Linked DNA regions of Mus musculus: all the other regions are linked to region 4. A link is a contact called in ENCODE POLR2A ChIA-PET data. All regions are on one chromosome and are shown on one strand. The core of a region is the stretch at or near the end of the contact, and the rest is flanking DNA. Distances in the headings are between cores, read along the strand shown.

Region 1 (4,779 bases), core at 272-2,771, 77 kb after region 4:
CTAAAGGGAAACACTGTTGCGAGTTCTAGAAATACTCACTCCCACGACCCAGGGACCTCTCTGTGACACTGGAAGCAAACAAAAACTCAAAGAGAGTGGCTATTCCCAGCTCAGTTGCCTCCTACTTTAAGACAGAATTACTTAAGTTCAAGGCCAGGCTAAGATACACGGTGAAAGCCTGTCTGAAAAACAAGAAATGGGAAGAGTTCCTGGAGGGGTACTCTTAACACAGGTGGGGCTCAAACCCACATTCCATTATGAGAGCAATTTTCTCCTTAAGGCCTCCTGGTCCAGCAGAGTCCAGAGTGTGGGCTGGGGTTTTGGTAAACTGTGTGTACTATAAAACTCGCTAGAGCCCTGCACCCCTTCCTGACTGGCTGGCTCTGAGTGGCCTGGCAAATGCTCCAACACACAAGTCCTCAGAAGGGTAGAGCCAGGCTGTTAGGTTCCAATTAACACTTAGGCCTTCTTTTCAACTGCATGCTTACATTTAAAAAAAATTAATTTACTTGGCTATTTAGTTACTATGAGTGTGGTCGGAAGACAACTTTCAGGAATTCTCTCCTACTGTATGTTCTTGGGACCTGACTCATGTCCAGGCTTGCATAGACTGCACTTTAACCAGCTGAGGCATTTTCTGGGCCGTGTTTGCATTGTTATTGCTGTTTTAAGACATCTCACCATAAAGCCCATGCCTTTCCCTTCTGAGTGCTGGCGTCAAAAAACAAGCCACGACGCCAGGCCATGTCTAGACTGGGGGGCGTGGGGGGAGGCACACTCTTTGCAGCTCAGTCCTGTCCCTTCACGCATCGCCCCTGCGTCTCAGCACTTGAGTTTGCATTCCCAGAGTACAGAGAGGGAAAGGACAAATACTGGGGCTGCGTAGGGAGTTTGTTTTCCCGCACATTCCAAAGGCGCAGCGGCACCGCTCAAAGTTATACGGCCGCAAACTGCGCCAAGCTACGGTACACTGCGTTACACCTGCCCCAGAAAGCCATCACTGCAAGGCAATGCTCAGCAACATCCATCCGCTACAAAGGCCACTTGCGAGGGCTCAGGGCAGTCTACGCCATCACGCCCACTCGAACCCAGTCCCCGCGTCGGTCCCGCGCTAGGCTAGTCCGCTCGGCAGCACTCGGGTCCGACTCGGATTTCTCCGGGAGCCGCCTGAAGCAGCATCCACCGTGAGCGCTCGGGACGCTCCCGCGGTCTCCCGCTGCCCTGCGCGGCGTAGCGCGCTCTACCCACGGAAGTCCACACTCACCGAAGACCTCGCGTGAGTAGCGCTCGGCGAACACACCGTGGCTCAGCTCTTTCAGGCCCACGTGGACTTTGAGTTGGAGCGGGGCTGCGTCTGCGAACGGGCAGCTCCGCTTGGGCATGGTAGCGGGTACCAGACACAGCCTTCAGCAGCGCGCAGCGCGCCGCGCGCCGAGCACACGTCACGGCGCCCTCGGACCGCGGCGGAGGCCCGAGCCGACGAGGGCGCGGCGCCCAATAGGCCGGAGAAAGGCTGGGGGCTCGCCTCAAACGGGCCCCGCTGCGCGGGATAGGCCGGAGTGACGTCGGGGGCGGGACTTACGCAGTTAACGGCGAGGGATAGGCTGAGGGAGGCAGTGGCTGGAATGCAGGGCGCGGGAAAAGGCCAAGGGCGCTGGCGCGGCGAGGTGAGGTCTGCGCAAGGCGTGGCACGGGATAGGCCGAGGGGGGGGGGGGTTGTGTTGGGGCGGGGCTAGTTTATGTCACAGCTCAGGATAGGCCGGGAACTAAGAGGCGGGGCTCTGGGGTGGGGCGCGGGATTAGCGGGATGCTACGTTGGGGGCGGGACTCGTGTGCTAAGGGGCTCTGCATAAACCAGCACGAGATCGAGGGCGGGGCTCAGCGCGCGAAAAGCCTGAAGGCTCTGTTGTCGCTAAGCAACGGTGATAGGTGATAGGTGAGATATCAGTATCAAACAGTAGGGTGGCGGGTTTTGTCCCAGCTCCTGATCTTAGTGGATACGGGCACCCATCTTCCCCTACGAGTTCCTCTTGTGTTCCCTTAGGTCTGATCTTGGGCAGGGAGCCTGAGGGTTTATGGCGTCACCTGCGGGTCCGCTGGTCAGGATTTAAAAATATTGTGGTGTCTTCTAACATGTTGAACAGGCAAAACAGTGATGCTGAGGGGTTTCTCAGTCCTTCTATTTCTACACAATCGGAACGTCAGTTATTCGGGTGCATTAAGTTTTGTGCTCATCTTGGAGTACAGGAGACCCGGAGTGTACACACAGCACCCGTTAATTCTCCAGACTTTGTAGAATGGAAGTCTCTGATCAAAGTGTCAGGTTCTCTGCAGGCTTCTGTCTTCCAGAATCTACAAATAAAAACTTTTGTGTCCTTACTGGATGTGTGTGTGTGTCCTCATCTCATAATAACACCCAGTACTTTGAATTAAGTTCTGCCCTAAGGACCCTGTTTTAACTCTTTAAGACTATATCCACCAGCCCTGTGTGTTGGCTCACACCTTTAATCCCAGCTCTCAGAAAGCAGAGGCAGGCTGATCTCTGTGAGTTGGAGGCCAGCCTGGGCTAGGTAGAGAGACCCAGTCTCAAAATACCGAACAAAAAACTGTATCCAGATACAATCACACTCTGACTCTTGGGAGTTAGGCCTTCGACATAAAGAAGGAGCACAATTCTAAATAGGACAATAGGGTCCAGTGACTACTGACTGCTGTGCTTCCCCACCCCCACCCCCACCCCCAAATGGTGGTTTCCCCGGTTGTAGAACTGTGCAGAATGGATGATACCTCTGTGTGGAGTCATGCGTTTGTCCCCTACTGCATGGCTTAAATCCAGCGACCTGTCCCAGGAACCACCACTAAGAAGGCTGTTGTTCATGTTAAGATAATGGACTTTTTCCTCCCAGAATCCGCACTTCCTAGTGCAGTCTGTACAAGCGCCATGGGGTTCCACTGGGCCTGACTCCCGTTCTAGTATGAATATGAAGTGTTGAAGGCTCCGTCCTCAGATGACGTCATGATTGAAGGGTAATAAGGTCAGGATGGCTGTGGTTTGTATATGCTGGGCCCAGGGGTTGGCACTATTAGGAGGTGTGGCCTTGTCTGAGTAAGTGTGTCACTGTGGGTGTGGGCTTTATTACCCTAGTCCTAACTGTCTAGAAGCCAATCTTCTCCTCTCTGCCTTTGAATGAAGATGTAGAACTCTCAGCTCTGCCTGCACCATGCCTGCCTGGACGCTGCCATGTTCCTGCCTTGATGATAATGGACTGAACCTCTGAACCTAGAAGCCAGCCCCAATTAAATGTTATCCTTATAAGAGTTGCCTTGGTGGTTGACTGGGCGGTGGTGGCACACCCCTTTAATCCCAGCCTTTGGGAGGCAGAGGCAGGTGGATTTCTGAGTTCGAGGTCAGCCTGGTCTACAGGACACCCAGGGCTACACAGGGAAACCCTGTCTTGAAAACAACCAAAAAAGAAAAAAAGAAAAGATGTGAAAAAGAAAAAAAAAAAGTTGCTTTGGTCATGGTGCCTGTTCACAGCAGTGAGTTTCTGGGTAATCAGCTTCTACGTGAGACCTGGTTGGAGGAAACGCCGCACTCGCACTGAGAGTGTGTCTGACAGTATCCCTTACCACATCTCTGTCCTGTCTCACTCCTTCCTTCGTGATGGCATGCCTCCCACCACGATGCTTCTGCCTCACCACAGACCCCGAATAACGGAGCCAGCCTGGCCATGGACTAAAATCTGTGAAACAGTGATCCAAAATAAATCCTCTCCATTTTTTTTTTCTTTAGATGTTTTGTCATGGAAGTGAAAACACAATATGTCTCCAGAGTGGGGATGGCCTAATGGACCCCAAATGCTGGCACGTCATTCGAGGCCTCTTGATGTCGCAGTGAGCATGGAGCAGAGGCAGTACTAGTAAGACATGTCTCGTTCAGTCTGGAGAAGCTCCTGGGGACAGTGACCAAGTGTCTGGCTAGGATGATGAGGGGCTGTCTGGGCTGCTCTGTCCCTGGAGGCAGGAAGGATACCCTGGCAGCTCTAGAAATGTGTGTGCTCAGATGCTCACTTCTGGGAACCCTGTAATATACAAATCTGTCTTGCATACGCTTGCTGGATATTGTTTTCTTTTTCTTTTTTTTTAAAGATTTATTTATTATTTATTATATGTAAGTACACTGTAGCTGTCTTCAGACACTCCAGAAGAGGGAGTCAGACCTCGTTACGGATGGTTGTGAGCCACCATGTGGTTGCTGGGATTTGAACTCCGGACCTTCAGAAGAGCAGTCGGGTGCTCTTACCTGCTGAGCCATCTCACCAGCCCTGGATATTGTTTTCTGAGCAAGCATAACACTGTAGCTCCCTGACACCAAAAATGTAAGAGTCCGGCTGAGCAGCTGGGCGTGGTGGCACACACCTTTAATCCCAGCACTTGGGAGGCAGAGGCAGGCAGATTTCTTGAGTTTGAGGCCAGCCTGGTCTACAGAGTGAGTTTTAGGACAGCCAGGGCTACACAGAGAAACCCTGTCTCAAAACAAACAATCAAACAAACAAACAAACAAACATGCACATTGCCCACCAGGGAATGCTGGTACTCTCTCAGGCTCTGGAGGAAAGTGTCCCTCAGCCACCCCATTGTGAAGACACACACACCACTGCTTGATTGGACAATCGTTGTGTTTTGTTTTGAAGGCAGGCACCTTTCAGATGACCTGGAGCCACTTTTGTCTGACTTTGTGTGAGCCTTTTTCTCTCACCCTGGGAAATGGGTTCCTGC
Region 2 (4,842 bases), core at 487-2,986, 87 kb before region 4:
CTATGTAAAACACAGTGAAAAACCACAGGCTCGCACATCTAAAACCCTGTCGGGGACACGTGGGGAACACTGTCCCTGTTTCCGTGTTGAGGTGCTGAGAAGTCTGTGTGAACGCCAGTGGGAAACAGGACTTCACTGTGGAAGGCTGTGAGTCAGGTGGGGTGGGGTGGACAGTCTGACAGTCTGAATCAGGTGGTGGCAGAGGCGGGGGGGGGGCTGGCAGGCGTTTGGGTTTTGTGTGAGTGTCCCCTGTGCCTGTGGTCTGCAGCTCAGCTGGGTACGCTTTCCTACACTCATCCAGTGTTTTCTGTAAACTTCCCACCATGCACAGATATTTTCTAACACTTCAACCAAGGTGGAGAAAGTGCTCGCTTTAGAAAGAATGTTAAAGCGCTGACTGCAGGAGGAGTGGCCCTCACAGCAGGCTACCCTGCCCCCACCTCTTTCTATTTATCCTCATCTGTGTTTGGGGTGAGCCACTGAGGGGAATGGCTCCGAGGCAGTGGAGGAGGCAAAGGTGTGGTCAGCTCTCAGGGCTGTGTGGGACCCTATGTCAGTCCCCTGACCAAGCCCTCTGTTCCTTGTCCTCCCCCCCCCCCCCTTTTTAGTTTGTTTTTCAAGATTAGGTTCCTCTGTGTAGCCCTGGCTGTCCTGGAACTCACTCTGTAGACCAGGCTGGCCTCGAACTTGGAGATTCGCCTGCCTCTGCCTCTTGAGTGCTGGGATTAAAGGCGGGTGGTGCCCAGCTTCCTTGTCCTCCTTTTAAGCAGAGGACAGCCAACCACACAGCAAAAGACAAACTAGGTGAGAAGAGAAGGCTAGCCAAACCCCCACATTCCCAGGGCACAGAGACTTGGGCAAAGTCTAATGACAAAATACTTCCCACTCAACCACGGAAATACCTCTGAAGATGGGCCAGCAGCAGTTCCTGTCACCCAGGGTCCACCCTGCTGCACCTGGCAAGAACTGCCCTCTTCGGGGACTGAAGGGGTTCTCAGCGGCTGACATTCCGTGGCTCTCCCCAGGAGTTCAAAAGACTGAGAAAACTGCTCCGACTTAGCTGAAGACTCCCGGAAGCCTTCGAACTCTCCCCACCCGCCGCTGAGCTCCCCCGGGTGTGGACAGCTGGTGGGAAGACCCTCATCCAGCCTGGAGCTGTTAGCGTTCGTGTCCGGCAGAACCACGGGACCGTCGCAGCAGATCCGCCTCCGTTCCAAACCATCACCACTCTGTCCTCTAGCTGTCTGGTGGGGGGACCCCTCTCCAGGCTCCTCTGCGAGGTCACTCACTGACTCTCTCCCCACCTCCTGCCCGCCTTGCATCTTGGTGTAGCCAGGCCAGCCGACCCGAAGGAAAGCTGCTCAAAAAACATGCAGCGGCTGAGCTGGAGTTGCCCAGGGCTTCCTGGGAGTGTTCACGTGCCTCCGTGGAGTCGACCCCTCCTGGCACTCGCGGATGACTAGTCCGGCACGGGGGCGTATCCTAGGGCCAAACAAGTGAGGCGAAGGAGGGCCTGTGGGCAGACGCAAGTCCTGGTGGATGAGCTGCAGAACCCGGTCTGCGAGGCCGGAGGCTGAGGGCAGGGAGCTCGGGGATCGCGTCCCAGACGGGAGTCTCGCGGGCTCCGGGACCAGGTCCCAGGCGCAGACGGAGGGGGTCCCGAGCTCCCAGAGGCCCGCAAGGCGCGCACCCACCTTCGCCGCCGCGACGCGCCTCCCGGCGCCCGGCGGGGAGATACTACAGCCAGCTTAGCCGGCAACCAGCGCCGCGCGTTGCCCGGCAACGATGCGTGCCAGCAGGCTTCCGGCGTGCTTTAAGTGTCGTCAGCACGCCACCGTGTGGCGTGGCCAACAGCGCCCCGCCCATGCCCATCCTCTCCCGACTACCACTTATGTTGCTGCGGACTGGAGGATGCTGGCAGCTCTGCAGTGGGTCCCAGCCTGCTATCGTGACTGGTCTTTCTGCCTCCCCCGCCCTACAAATATCGGTGGGAGCAGTTCTCTTTTTATTATGGCGCCCAGTGCCTCTGTGTCCGATATGTCCCTTGCAGTCGCATACCTGGCCCTGGAGTAAGGCCACTGCCACGGTACTGGCCCCTCATCCCACACCCTCCGGCCCTGGTTCCTTGCTCTCCTATTGGATGCTTTCTCAAGTCTGGAAGCTATGGGGAAAACTCTGTCTACCTGATTTAGTTCAGTTCCAGATCACATTCCCTTCTGCAAGAATGAGCGTCTACTGCCTGCAGAGTAGGAGAGCCACTGCCCTGCCTCGTGTGCTCACAGTCTGGGCCGGGTCACCAGCCGGACCCAAGGCGGAGCAGGGTCAGTCTTGGTCATGGACAGGCAGAGACTCACAGGCCCCTGCAGGGCCCTGATGAACTAACCTTGCCCCTCTCCCAGCCCCAGCCACAGAAATCCTTGGCCCTTTCCATATGTCCCCATCCTGAGCTTCATGAAGTCAGCCTTCAGCCTGTCACATCTTTATCCAAGTCACCCTAGACTAGCAGCCATTAACAACCTCCCCTGAGAAAGAGGTGGGTCAGGCCTGCATCTAAACCCAACTTCAGCCCCTTCCTCTATACTCAGATTTCCCCCTGGACTTCCCTAGGCCCTGCTCTGTCCTTTGCATGAATTATGCAGTCCCTCATCCCCTGCCTCCTCAGGAGAACTACTGGAAAATTTGATTTAAAAGTGACAAGATGAGATCATTCGCTGCATCTTGGACCACAGCCTTCCCCATTCCCCTGGGCAGACGAGCCTGGCACTGTTCACTGAGGCTTGCGGGCAGAGAGCTCAGGACCATGGCTTGGTGCAGCTATTCCCAGCTTTCCCAGTGGCCCGGTAGGATGGTGCAGACACAGTCTGTGTTTACAGACACTGGCTTGTTTGCCTCACTCTGACCCAGCAGGTCCTGCTCTCGGTCCGTTCCCAAGGCTCCAGTTCCCCTCACCTGCTGCCCTTGCTGACTTTGACGTCTGGGGAGCTGGAAGGACAGGAAAACTGAGGCCTGGGCCCACAGTGGGACACACAGTGGCAAAGGACTGGGCTGCAGCGGGTCTTCCCACCTTTAGTGTCTCCTCATGTCTGTCTCGCTTTCAGCTCTGAAGCAAGACTTCCAGAACGATTCCAGTTCTTCTGAGTCCACGTTGGGGTGATCTGTGTGACCACTGAGCTGAATGATGGTCCCCAAAGATATCCACGTCATAAAATCCAGAAGCCATGAATATGAGACCTTAAAAAAGGGAGGGGTGTTCTGTATGAAACTAAAGAGGTGAGAAAGCTGGGTATGGTGGCATAGGCCTGGCACACCAGCCCTGGAAAAGATGAGGCAGGAGGATCAAAAGTTAGAGGCCAGCCTAAGCTACATGGTGAGTCTGAGACTAGCCTGGACTAAATGGTGAGACCCTGTCTAGAAGGAGGGAAGACAAGAGAGACGGGTGGAGAGAGGTGTGTGAAGATCCTAGCAGTGTCCCCAAGACTCAGGGCAGCAACCATGCCAGCATCCCGGATAGGCAGAGTGAGCGCATGTCATTCTAGCCCAGTCTGTGATATTTTTTCATAGCAAACATGGTAAACTGATAGACCTCGGTGCACCCTGGGGACCTTACTGAAAAGATGCTGCCCTGAATGGACAGAGGCAAATTTAACGTTGGTGCCTAATAGTGACTGAAGGAGGTCAGACAGCCCAGATAGGTGGGCAAAGGAGGCAGTGGCTCTACTTGGATCTGTAGAGCAGGGTGGGCCAGAGGGTAGAGGGGCCTAATGTCAGGGTGTGAGCAGCTGGGCTGTGAGTCCTGAGTGGCCGTGAAGGGGCAGAGCCAGTGTGCTGGGGGAAGGAGCCCTGACCGACTTCTAATCCCTCACTTGTCCCTCCCTCTCTTCCCCCGAGTTCTTCTGCCCCAGGGTGGTGCTGCTGTGCCCAAAGCCTACAGTCAACCTGGTGGCTCCCAGGTCACCTGACACTAAGGACTGGTTGAAGAAGCTGTCCTAGAAGTCACAGGGATCTTCCCGTGAGGTGGCAGGGGTCACATCCCTGTCTCTGCACCTGTGGTTTCTGGGCCGTAGGGCCAGTCCGGAGCTGCCCAAGTGCCGGGTTGGCCTGCTTAGTCTACTCCTTTAGGGGCAGCAGGGCACCCCAATATGCCCCTCCAACTCCCTACTTCCTAATCCCGGCTGTGTTCTGAGCTACATGGACACAGGGATAGGAAGGACCTAGGGGCCATGCCCAGACCAGACAGATATTCAGCACTGGGGAAGATGAAGCAGATGGAGGCAGGGCCCCTGTGTTCAGGGAACTGGGGTGGTGGGACTCTGGGCAAGGGCCTCCCACTGTGGACCTGCAGGCTTGGAGCCTGCAGGCGAGGGAAGGACTGAAGTAGGCAGGGTGACTTGTGGGAAGAGTGGTCACAGATGCCACCACCTCCTGCATGCCTGTGGGCTAGGGTGGGGCAGGGCCATGATGATAGCAAAACTATTTTTGCCATGCTGCTGCGGCTGCTGCAGGATGCATCAATCATTGATGCTCTGGGCATCACGGCCAGCTTTTCGGGAGAGGCAGTGGAGCATCGGGTCAGGCAGGTGGGTGGTGGCAGTGAGCGAGGCAGCCACAACCATATCAGGCCCAACCCCCTCTGGACCTCCAGCCCCCCCCAAGGGTCCAGCTTTGGTGGTGGTGGAAGATCATGGGGTATTACAGAGCTACATAGCACCCCTGAGTTGATGTTTAGAAGGGGTGGTGGTGAGAAGCCTTTGTGTACTGGCTGTGGCTGTGAGTTGGGTCATTTCCCCACATGCTGGGCAGGGGGTATCAATTCCTGAGCTAGACTTGGCCACAGGAGCTTTC
Region 3 (4,387 bases), core at 1,157-3,656, 110 kb before region 4:
CAAGGCAACTCTTATAAGGACATTTAATTGGGGCTGGCTTACAAGTTCAGAGGTTCAATCCATTATCATTAAGGTGGGAGCATGGCAGCATCCAGGCAGGCATGGCGCAGGAGGAGCTGAGAGTTCTGAAGGCCGCTAGTGGAAAACTGACTTCCAGGCAGCTCAGATGAGGGTCTTATAGCCCAAACCCACAGTGACACACCCACTCCAACAGGGCCACATCTTCTGATAGTGCCACTCCCTGGGCCAAGCATATACAAACCATCACAGCATGACACTCTCTTTGGATTCAGATCTGGAGGCATAGTGGTCACAAGTAGCTTAGGCCCATGCAAGGTAGTACACACTTTTAATCCCAGGAGATGAAGGCAAGCACATCTCTGAGTTCAAGGACAGTCCGGGACAGAGCAAATTCCAAATCCAGGCATGGTGGTACACACCTCTGGGCCACGTCGGCTGGAGGACGATGTAAGGAAGTTGGAAGGAGGAAGGCTCACTCTCCCTCACCTGCTTGCACTTACTTGCCAGCACATCTGTTAGAATCTGCATATTCAGGATTCCAGCTTACACAGAAAACCAGATGAAACAACTACCCTCATGGACTTCCCATTCACAGATGCCCATTGTTGGGTTAGCTGGACTGCAAACAGTAAGTCATTACAATAAATTCCCTCAATGTAGAGAGGCAACCCATAAGTTCTGTGATTCTAGAGAACCTGACTAGTACAGTTTCCTTTGGATTCTTAGCCTTACTAATAAAATAATTTAAAACTGTTTCAGAAAGAAGGTCATAAACAATTTTATTAAACTTAGAGGGGAAAAAAAAAAGACAGGATAAACAAGCTGAAAAACCTGTGGCCTCCAAGAGGAGATGAGAAAACTGTCTTTTAAGTCGGGCAAGGAGGTAAAAAAAAAAAAAAAAAAAAAAAAAACCAGAAAGCACAGAACCTCAGGAAAACTGTGTCTCAGGGAAACTGTGCCTTAGGCTTTTAGCCAGTACCCAAAAAGGAGATGAAAGAAATGAAAATGGAGCTGAGGGGGTTCAGCAGGAGTTTAGCACCAAGCCTCGAACCTAAGATCCCTAGGACCCACATGTAAAAATAGCGTAGTCAGGAACCCCACTACACCCAAGGCTGCACCTGGCAACCAGAACCCAGTGACATCGCTCACTCAAGATAGTCAGACACAGTCCTAGTACCCCATATCTACTGGACAGTATGTAAGCAGAGACCAAGAACAATGCTCTGTCCTGCACATCTGGAGAGAAGCCACCCTGATTTGCCCTGCAGCTGGAGAGTCTCCCTAGGATCCTGAACCTTCCAGGATCAGAGACTTATGTTAGAGCCTGGACCTGACCTTCAGCTAAGATACCTAGACAGGTGAGCAGTGTTGGGGAGACAGGCTTAGGACCACATAGGAATTGAGAGTGTGAATGACCCTCAGCATAATGAAACATAACTTTTGTTACACTACTTGTTATACTAACTACACGTTAGCTTACTCAAGACACTCAGGGATTAAGAATACTTGCTGTTCTGACAAAGGACCTGATAAGGTTGTTAGCACCCACACTGAAGCCCACAATCACTTGTAGGCTCGAACATGAAATACAGTCATACATGCAGACAAAACAATGACACACACAGATAAGTAAATCCAAAAATAATAGTAATTCAAAAGAAAAACCATGCTAGTATCCAGGTCAAAGTTTGATGGCATGCCTTTCCATCAAATAAAGGGCAAGTATGCCCAGGAATGGGAATGCATTAGTGAGCTTAGGTGAACCACGAAGCCACAAAGACACGATGTGATGTGTATGCCGTATACTTTCTCTTATGGCACCGGTTTTTCTCTCGAACGCTCATTCATTAGAAGTCCCGGTCGGAAGGAGTTTCCAGTCTTTTCCAGCAAACGAGCTTGCTCCCTGTGCTAATGTGGCATCCCCACTGAACATTCTGCATCCACTCACCTTCCCACCTCACTCCATCCCCCAACCAACGCCGTCCGGACTTGGTGTCCTCGTTAAGATCTTGTGCACTACCAGGACCTTATATTTTAATTTTTCTCAGTTGGAACTCGAACCAGGACCTGTTCAGGGATGCCACCACCGAGCCTCGTTCAACCCTTCTATGTCTCAGAGAAGGTGTAGACATCGGCCATGCCCAGGGCTGGCATTAACCGCCCCGCTGTGAGTCAGGAGGGCCAGGATAACGAAGGAGACTCGGGCACCGGCGCGAGGGGGCGCGGCAAGCACCCTGGGGGCGGGGCCAGGCGCAAGGAGACCTGGGAACTGGGGCGGTGGCCAGGCGCGCGGAACCCTGGGAGCGGAGCGCGCGGAACCCTGGGAACGGGTCGAGCCGTCGACAAACAAGGGATCGGGGGCGGGGCGGGGCGCGGGGAGACTTGGGAACGGGGGCGGGGCGGCCCAGCGCGCGAGCCTAACGGCTGAGGCCGAAGCGCGGGAGACGCGGCCGGCGAGGCTCCGCCTTGCGTGGGTTTGAACAAAGCTCCACCCCGCACGCCACCAATCGGCGCTCGTGCGGCGGCGCCATGGCGACCCTTTGTGGGCGCTGACCGATCCGGGTGCCCGAAGGAGTGGCGGGGTCTGCCTTGCGGCGCCGGTAAGTGTGTAGCTGGTTTGCGCCTTCGAGCTTCTGCGGCATGGGCGGCGTCGGCGCAGAGCACCCCCGGGGCGGTCGGGCGGCCTCAGGGTCCTCGGGCTTCCTGCGCCGGCCGCCCTTCGGCGCTCACGACGCCGCGGCGTGTTGAGTGACACATACCGAGAGCCGGAGCGGCGGGTCTGAGCTGGCCGTCCCGCCCTCCGCCCACGCTCCCCTGCTTCCGCTCTCTCTTCCTCCCGTGGCCTTGCCTTTCTCCGCGGTCCCCTCTTCTTTGGTTCACCCCGCGTCGGTCTTCCACCTCACCTTTCGAGCTGGCCGCCGCTTGCTGTGCGCAGTTTCGGGGGACTGGACCTTCCCTGGCTTTTAGCAGCGCCGAGCCCCAACCGTCTGTCTGCTGGCCAGGGACCGATTCCCGATTCCGGGAGGGCTGGGTGGGCTCCGTGCAGCCGCCCGCCTGGTGAGTGTTGGCCTTGCGCTCTTTTCTTTGTTTCTTGGATTTTCATTCCCTTGAGAAGTGTCTTGTGTTGCCTGCCCTTCCCCTACTGCAGTAGACCCCACTTCCTTCCAAACTCATCATTTATGGCCTAGTAGGTACTGCCTGGCATCGGTGGAACTTGGCCGGAACCCGGGCTCTGTCTTTGCTAGCCTGTCCTGAGGCCAATTGTAACTAGAAAAAGCCTCCAGAAACCTTTTCTAAAGTTTTTCTCCCCTAGGTAGGGTCACCAGGGAAGGGACTTCTTCCAGCACTTGAAACAGACGTACAGCACCCGCGTATTTCCTCCTGGTGGCCTTTGTATCTGACATACGAGATGGCAGAGCTGAGCTGGACACTGATCTAAACGATTCTGGGAAACGTTTTCTGCAAGCATAGTCGTTTGTCTCATCAACCTAATGCATTCAGAAATCTCCCCATTTTAGAGGTGCTAGTCTTAAAAGGAAGGCAGGCAGGCAGGCATAAGAAAGCCCCACATCCTTCCAAGGGTCACTGATACAAAGTCTGAAGCAGACGTAGTGGGACAATAAACTCCATCAAAGGACCATCAAGTTCACTGGCCCCAGGATTTTTCCAACTAGTCCCTCGCCCCAGTTGCTCTTTGAGGAAGTATTTTAACACAGTTGTGATTTTCGTTTTGTTTTTGAGACAGGGTTTCCTGCAGGCCAGGTTGGCCTCAGACTCACAGTGCAACCAGAAACAACCTTACTCTCCTTCTCTCTGCTTCCCAAGTCTGCCACCATGCCCAACTTGGAAACCATTAACTTGTGGTTCTCCTTAAAAAAATCCAACATCCAGATGAATGCTTGCTTGCGGTTACAATCCAAGCCTGGGTTGTCATAGATCTGCACAGGTAAAACCAAGACTCTAGTGGATGGTCAGAGCCCAGGAAGCTGCTCCCACATGGTCACTGAGGTAGGACGGCTCCAAGATATGATGGTTGTGGAGTCCTGGGCCGTCTCTTTACCTCAGGTTGTTGTAGGGTAGTTAGCACTCACTTCCACTTTACTGTCCACCGGCCTCAACACTATCTGAGCCCCCAGAATGCCTGGCTCTTGTTGTTCAGCCAGTGCTTGGGTGGGGAAAATTGGAGGGCACCATTGTGCCTTGACTTAGCTTTGGACTGAAGGAATGTCAGACATTTACCTAGACTTGGAAAGCGATTCTGGCCATCTGGAAATAGGTGTGAGATGTGGAACGTAATTTATACAGAACTTAGCAGGGAGAATTTCCTGTCGTCTTTCATTAGAAGGGTTAAGCAACATCAGGTCAG
Region 4 (4,165 bases), core at 353-2,852:
GACCACACAAGTCATCTCTCTGGAAGTGTCAACTCACACAACACACACACACTGGAGAGGTCACACTAGTGATCTGAGGGACCAAACCCTGTCCTGCATTTCCCAGGAGCCATGCCCAGAGACGTCAACACTGGGCTGCTCACCCAGGTCTCGGGTCCCTTCGGGGTAAGCAGCAGGCAAGAACACAGGGCTCTGTCCATCTGTGAAGGCCCACAGCACTCCTTCAGGAAGCAGGAGGAAGATGGAGAAAAGAAACCTGCCTCCCCAGAAAACAGCTCCAGGTGGTCAGGAACATACCCATACCCTGCTCTGAGGTCCCCTTTCCTTAGGGCCCAGCTTGAGAGGCAAGGGCTAAAGGGGCAAGATTTCAATGCCCTTGCAGCCTCTAGGACCTCACTGGGTATCCATAGCCCCAACTCTCAGAAAGACCCAATCCTACTGGCAAAGGTGTCAGGGCTGTGGAGGGAGCCCCCCCCCCCCCCAGGCCCCAGACCCAGGGCGTCACTGAGCCTCCCAGCCCCACCCAGCCTGGATGTCTCCTACTCTGACATCACCTGCCTGCCATCATCTCACTGTGGACAGCAGGCACGGGGACACCCTTAGAGGAGAGGGAGGCCAACCCCCAGAGCCTGGTCATGGGGTGACCACTGCCACCGCCAGTCCAACTTGGAAAGGCTTCTGAGCCAGGGCTTGCTGTAGGAGGTTTGGGGCTAGGCTTAGCCCGGCCATCGTTGCTAGGAGGGAGAATAATAAACACCCCAAACTTGTCCCCTCAGCCGCGCCAAGCAGAAGAGCCACCACCCGAAGGTGAAGGAGGAGGTGGCGATGCAGATGCTGAGAGACAGTGGGAGGCAGGGAGCAGCCCCGTGGCTGAAAGGAGCAGACAGGAGGAGGTCCCCTCCTGGCCGCGGACAGCCCAGAGGCAGAGAAAGCAGGGAGACGGTGGCGGCTAAAGGGAAAGGAGAGAAGAGAAGGAAGACGGAGGGAGGGACCGCAGAAGGAGGGGGGACCGGGCACCCGGGAGGAGGCCGGGAGGCGGGCAGGCGCGCCAGGCCCAGAGGGGGAGGGAGCGGCGTTGTATCCTGAATCAGCGCTGGCCCTGCCCGGGCGGGGACCGGGCGCCCAGGTCTACCAGCTCGGCAGGCCGCGTAGACATGCGCGGGGCCAGGCCTTGTCGCCGGTGCCAGGAGGCCCCTCCCGGGCGCGCGCAGACATGGGCAGCATCGGCAAGCGCTGGCCGGGCCAGGTGTGCCGGGCCCTCGCCCAGCCCCTTCCTCACCGCCGCTTTTGTCCAGCCCCGCCCGCCCCGGTGTGGCCTGGAGGCACGCAGGTGCCCTGCTGGAGGCCCTGCCGCCGTGGGCGCAGGGCTGGCGCGGCCCCTCCTGCGTCCTACCTGTGCTCCCGCCAGGCCCGCGGCTCGCCCGCCCGGACGCTGCCCGGCCCAGCCCGGCCCTCTGCCCGCCCGGCCGAGCGCTGGGCGGGGCCGCCGCCTAGGACATGCCCGGCGCGGCCCGCACGCTGGCGGCAGCCCCGGCCGAGCCCACGGGCAGAGCGCCGGACCGCGGCCTCGCGCGGCGGGTCCCCTGACGTCTGCCGCGACACGCTCCGCCCCGGCGCGCCCCGCCCCCGTGATGCCCCGCCCCGCGACGCCCCGCCCCCCGGAAACCAGGTTAGGGCGGGCCAGCCTCAGCAGGTGAGCTGGACTCCGCAGCGCCGCCCCAGAGGTTACGCGCGGCCCCTCCCGTTCCGTCCACCCGTCCCGGCGCACCGGATCGGGCAACCAGGAACGGGCGATCACCTTTGTCCCCGGCCCAGCCTGGGGCGGCGCATCTCCGCCACCCTGTGCATTCAGACCCCCTTCTCTCTGGCGCTGGCTATCCCAGGGTTGCGAGAAAGGGCGTACGGCTGCCCAGCGTCCTGTCCCAGAGCCGAATAGTTAACATTTAACCACATTCCAGAAGCCCGAGCTCCAGCCGCTCTCCCAGCCCCAACCTTTGGCCTTTCAGCCCAGTGGAGGGGTGCAGGGCGAAGGAAGTAGGATGGATCCCAGAGGCCTGTGCGTCCAGCTGGGTCTCTTCCTCCTGCGCCCTCGACGTTGCAGGATAGGCCACGGGCTCGGGACAGGATGGTGGGCAAAGACACCAACGTACCTGGATGTCACAGTGGGCTGGACGGGGAGGGGCGGGGAACTCCGGAGGCTCTCCCAGTTCCTGAGGTAAGTTCTCACCGGCCGCTGGCTGGTGCCTGGTGCAACAATGGAGGTATCAGGTGTCCCTCTAGTGCCAAGGGGGAAAGGATTAGCGTGGGGCGGAGCGGCTTTGCAGAGTGGTGGAGAAAGTACTGTTCAGAGTGCATTCCTGCATTCCCGTTGAAGGGTACTAGTGAGGGCCTTGGCGGAAGTGGAATGCAGAGCAGAACTCCAGGCCTAGGAATGTGCGCTTTATCCTGCTGGTACAGGAGCTTCGTGAACCCAATCCACCCCGCCCAGGCTCCAAAGCCAGCGGGCACAGTTGCCCATCCCTGCCCTGTAGAAGGAGGTGGAAGGGGTTCTACACAACTCGAGAGTAGAGGCAAGCCCGCCAAGAGGAGACAGATAGGAAAAACTGCATGAGAATGTGCTAGGTTGTTGGGCCTGGCTGTGCGAGCTTATAGTACAGGCCCAAATGGGGGAGCCTGGCTTGCGGTATGGACAGAGGAGGAACCTGTAGCCTCGTGACCAATTTTGGATGTCATCCCAAGGACAGTGGGGCTCAGGAAGTTTGTGCCAGCTGAGACCTGATGAGATGAAGGCCTTGGAGAGAGCTCTAGATGTCTTTGTGGGCAAACGGGAGTACTTTGAGGGGGAGGCCAGGACTCCAGGGAGAGGCCAGGAACTGGAAGAGATGGAGGCAGAGGAGACTTGTCAGGTACTGGAAAGAGGAGGGCTGGGTACGTTCCTGTCTTCCTAGCCCATTTGTCCTTGCCAGGGTTGTTAGCCCCGGTCTCAGCTTCCGGGAGCTGTATGGGGATTTTGCAGTTTCTTCCTAGTAGACTGAGACTGTCCTGTTTCTGAGTCCCAACTCCCGAGCCGGGCTCTCCCATTCTCTTGGCTCTGTAAACAGCCCTTTCCCCAGCGGCTTCGCTGTCTTAGCTTAGCTACCCCTTGCTCACTCCTTAGTAATGGATGCTTATAAACGTTATTATTTTTTTTTTCTATTTGAGACTTTTACCTGGGTTGTGGCTCCTTCCAAGGTGAAGGACGGGAGATGAAGGAATGGTGTCCTGGGTTCTGACTGAGGCCCCTGCCAGCTGTGCACTGTCATGGGGTCGGTATCCTTAGACATGAGGGCAGGGTTGGAGTGGGCTGCTGCTTCCTGGAAGGGGAGGAGGGGTCAAGCTCGCTTGAGTGACTTGAGCAGTAGCATTGGGATCAGAAAGCAGATCTAGTAGTAGCTTCAGTCTTCATCGAGTAAGGGTGACACTTAAGGCCACTGAGCAGAGAGGCTTCCTTTAGTTCAAACTAAGAACACACAGACCAAGTAAGGAACCCCCACCAGTGCGGACCTACCATTTCCACCAAGTAACCTGCTAAACATAACCGCAGGCTTGAAAGACTTTTGATGTCTTAGCTTGGTTTCTATTGGTGTGAAGAGATATCACGACCACAGCCACGCTTACAAAGGACAGCATTTCACTGGGGCTGGCTTACAGCTTCAGGGGTTTAGTCCTGTATTGTCATGGCAGGAACCGTGGCAGCATGTAGGCAGCCGTGGTGCAGGAGAAGGAGCTGAGAGTTCTTAGGTCTTGATCCACAGGCAGCAGAAGGAGATTGTCACACTGGCTAGACTTGAGCTTATAAAACCTCCAAGCCAGCTCCACACAGTTCTGCCACACTCCCTATGGCCAAGCATTCAAATACATGAATCTGTTCAAACCACCATAGTAGACATGTCTAAAACAAACACACACGGCCAAGAAGCACATGAAGAAAATGGACACCACCGCTGATCACTCTGGAAGTGTAAGTCAGAGACCACCTCACACCTCTCAAGATGGCTGCCACACAGCAGAGCAATTACAGAGGAAGGGGTGGAGAAGTGGGGGCCTTTGTGTGTAAGATGGCTCCGTTACTACAGAAATGACAGAAAATTTGAAATTCGCATGTGCTCCTGCAATCCCTCTCCTG

The links. ChIA-PET counts read pairs that join two places held with the same protein, here RNA polymerase II (POLR2A).
Region 1: POLR2A ChIA-PET joins it to region 4 with 15 read pairs in Patski. The contact joins the promoter of Siva1 here to the promoter of Cep170b in region 4. POLR2A ChIA-PET finds 5 or more read pairs at or near these places in 3 of 5 experiments (Patski and embryonic stem cell).
Region 2: POLR2A ChIA-PET joins it to region 4 with 17 read pairs in Patski. The contact joins the promoter of Clba1 here to the promoter of Cep170b in region 4. POLR2A ChIA-PET finds 5 or more read pairs at or near these places in 4 of 5 experiments (Patski and embryonic stem cell).
Region 3: POLR2A ChIA-PET joins it to region 4 with 16 read pairs in Patski. The contact joins the promoter of Cdca4 here to the promoter of Cep170b in region 4. POLR2A ChIA-PET finds 5 or more read pairs at or near these places in 4 of 5 experiments (Patski and embryonic stem cell).

Annotation. Positions count from the first base shown.
Region 1 is chr12:112,641,570-112,646,348 of GRCm38, reverse strand. It overlaps Siva1 (SIVA1, apoptosis-inducing factor), which reads right to left and starts at 1,521. Exons shown (of 4, transcript NM_013929.2): 1 at 1,265-1,521. The coding sequence starts at 1,382. It overlaps Gm30101 (a long non-coding RNA gene), which reads left to right and starts at 1,582. Exons shown (of 3, transcript XR_381987.3): 1 at 1,582-1,667; 2 at 2,907-3,035; 3 at 3,794-4,145.
Region 2 is chr12:112,805,869-112,810,710 of GRCm38, reverse strand. It overlaps Clba1 (clathrin binding box of aftiphilin containing 1), which reads right to left and starts at 1,736. Exons shown (of 5, transcript NM_145450.3): 1 at 903-1,736. The coding sequence starts at 1,322.
Region 3 is chr12:112,827,540-112,831,926 of GRCm38, reverse strand. It overlaps Cdca4 (cell division cycle associated 4), which reads left to right and starts at 2,406. Exons shown (of 2, transcript NM_001359234.1): 1 at 2,406-2,621. Gm52009 reads right to left here and starts at 3,226. Exons shown (of 2, transcript XM_030247054.1): 1 at 3,217-3,226; 2 at 1,651-2,919. The coding sequence starts at 3,226. The coding sequence ends at 2,135.
Region 4 is chr12:112,719,611-112,723,775 of GRCm38, reverse strand. It overlaps Cep170b (centrosomal protein 170B), which reads right to left and starts at 1,602. Exons shown (of 19, transcript NM_001024602.3): 1 at 1,394-1,602. Gm46382 reads left to right here and starts at 1,610. Exons shown (of 2, transcript XM_017315329.2): 1 at 1,610-2,215.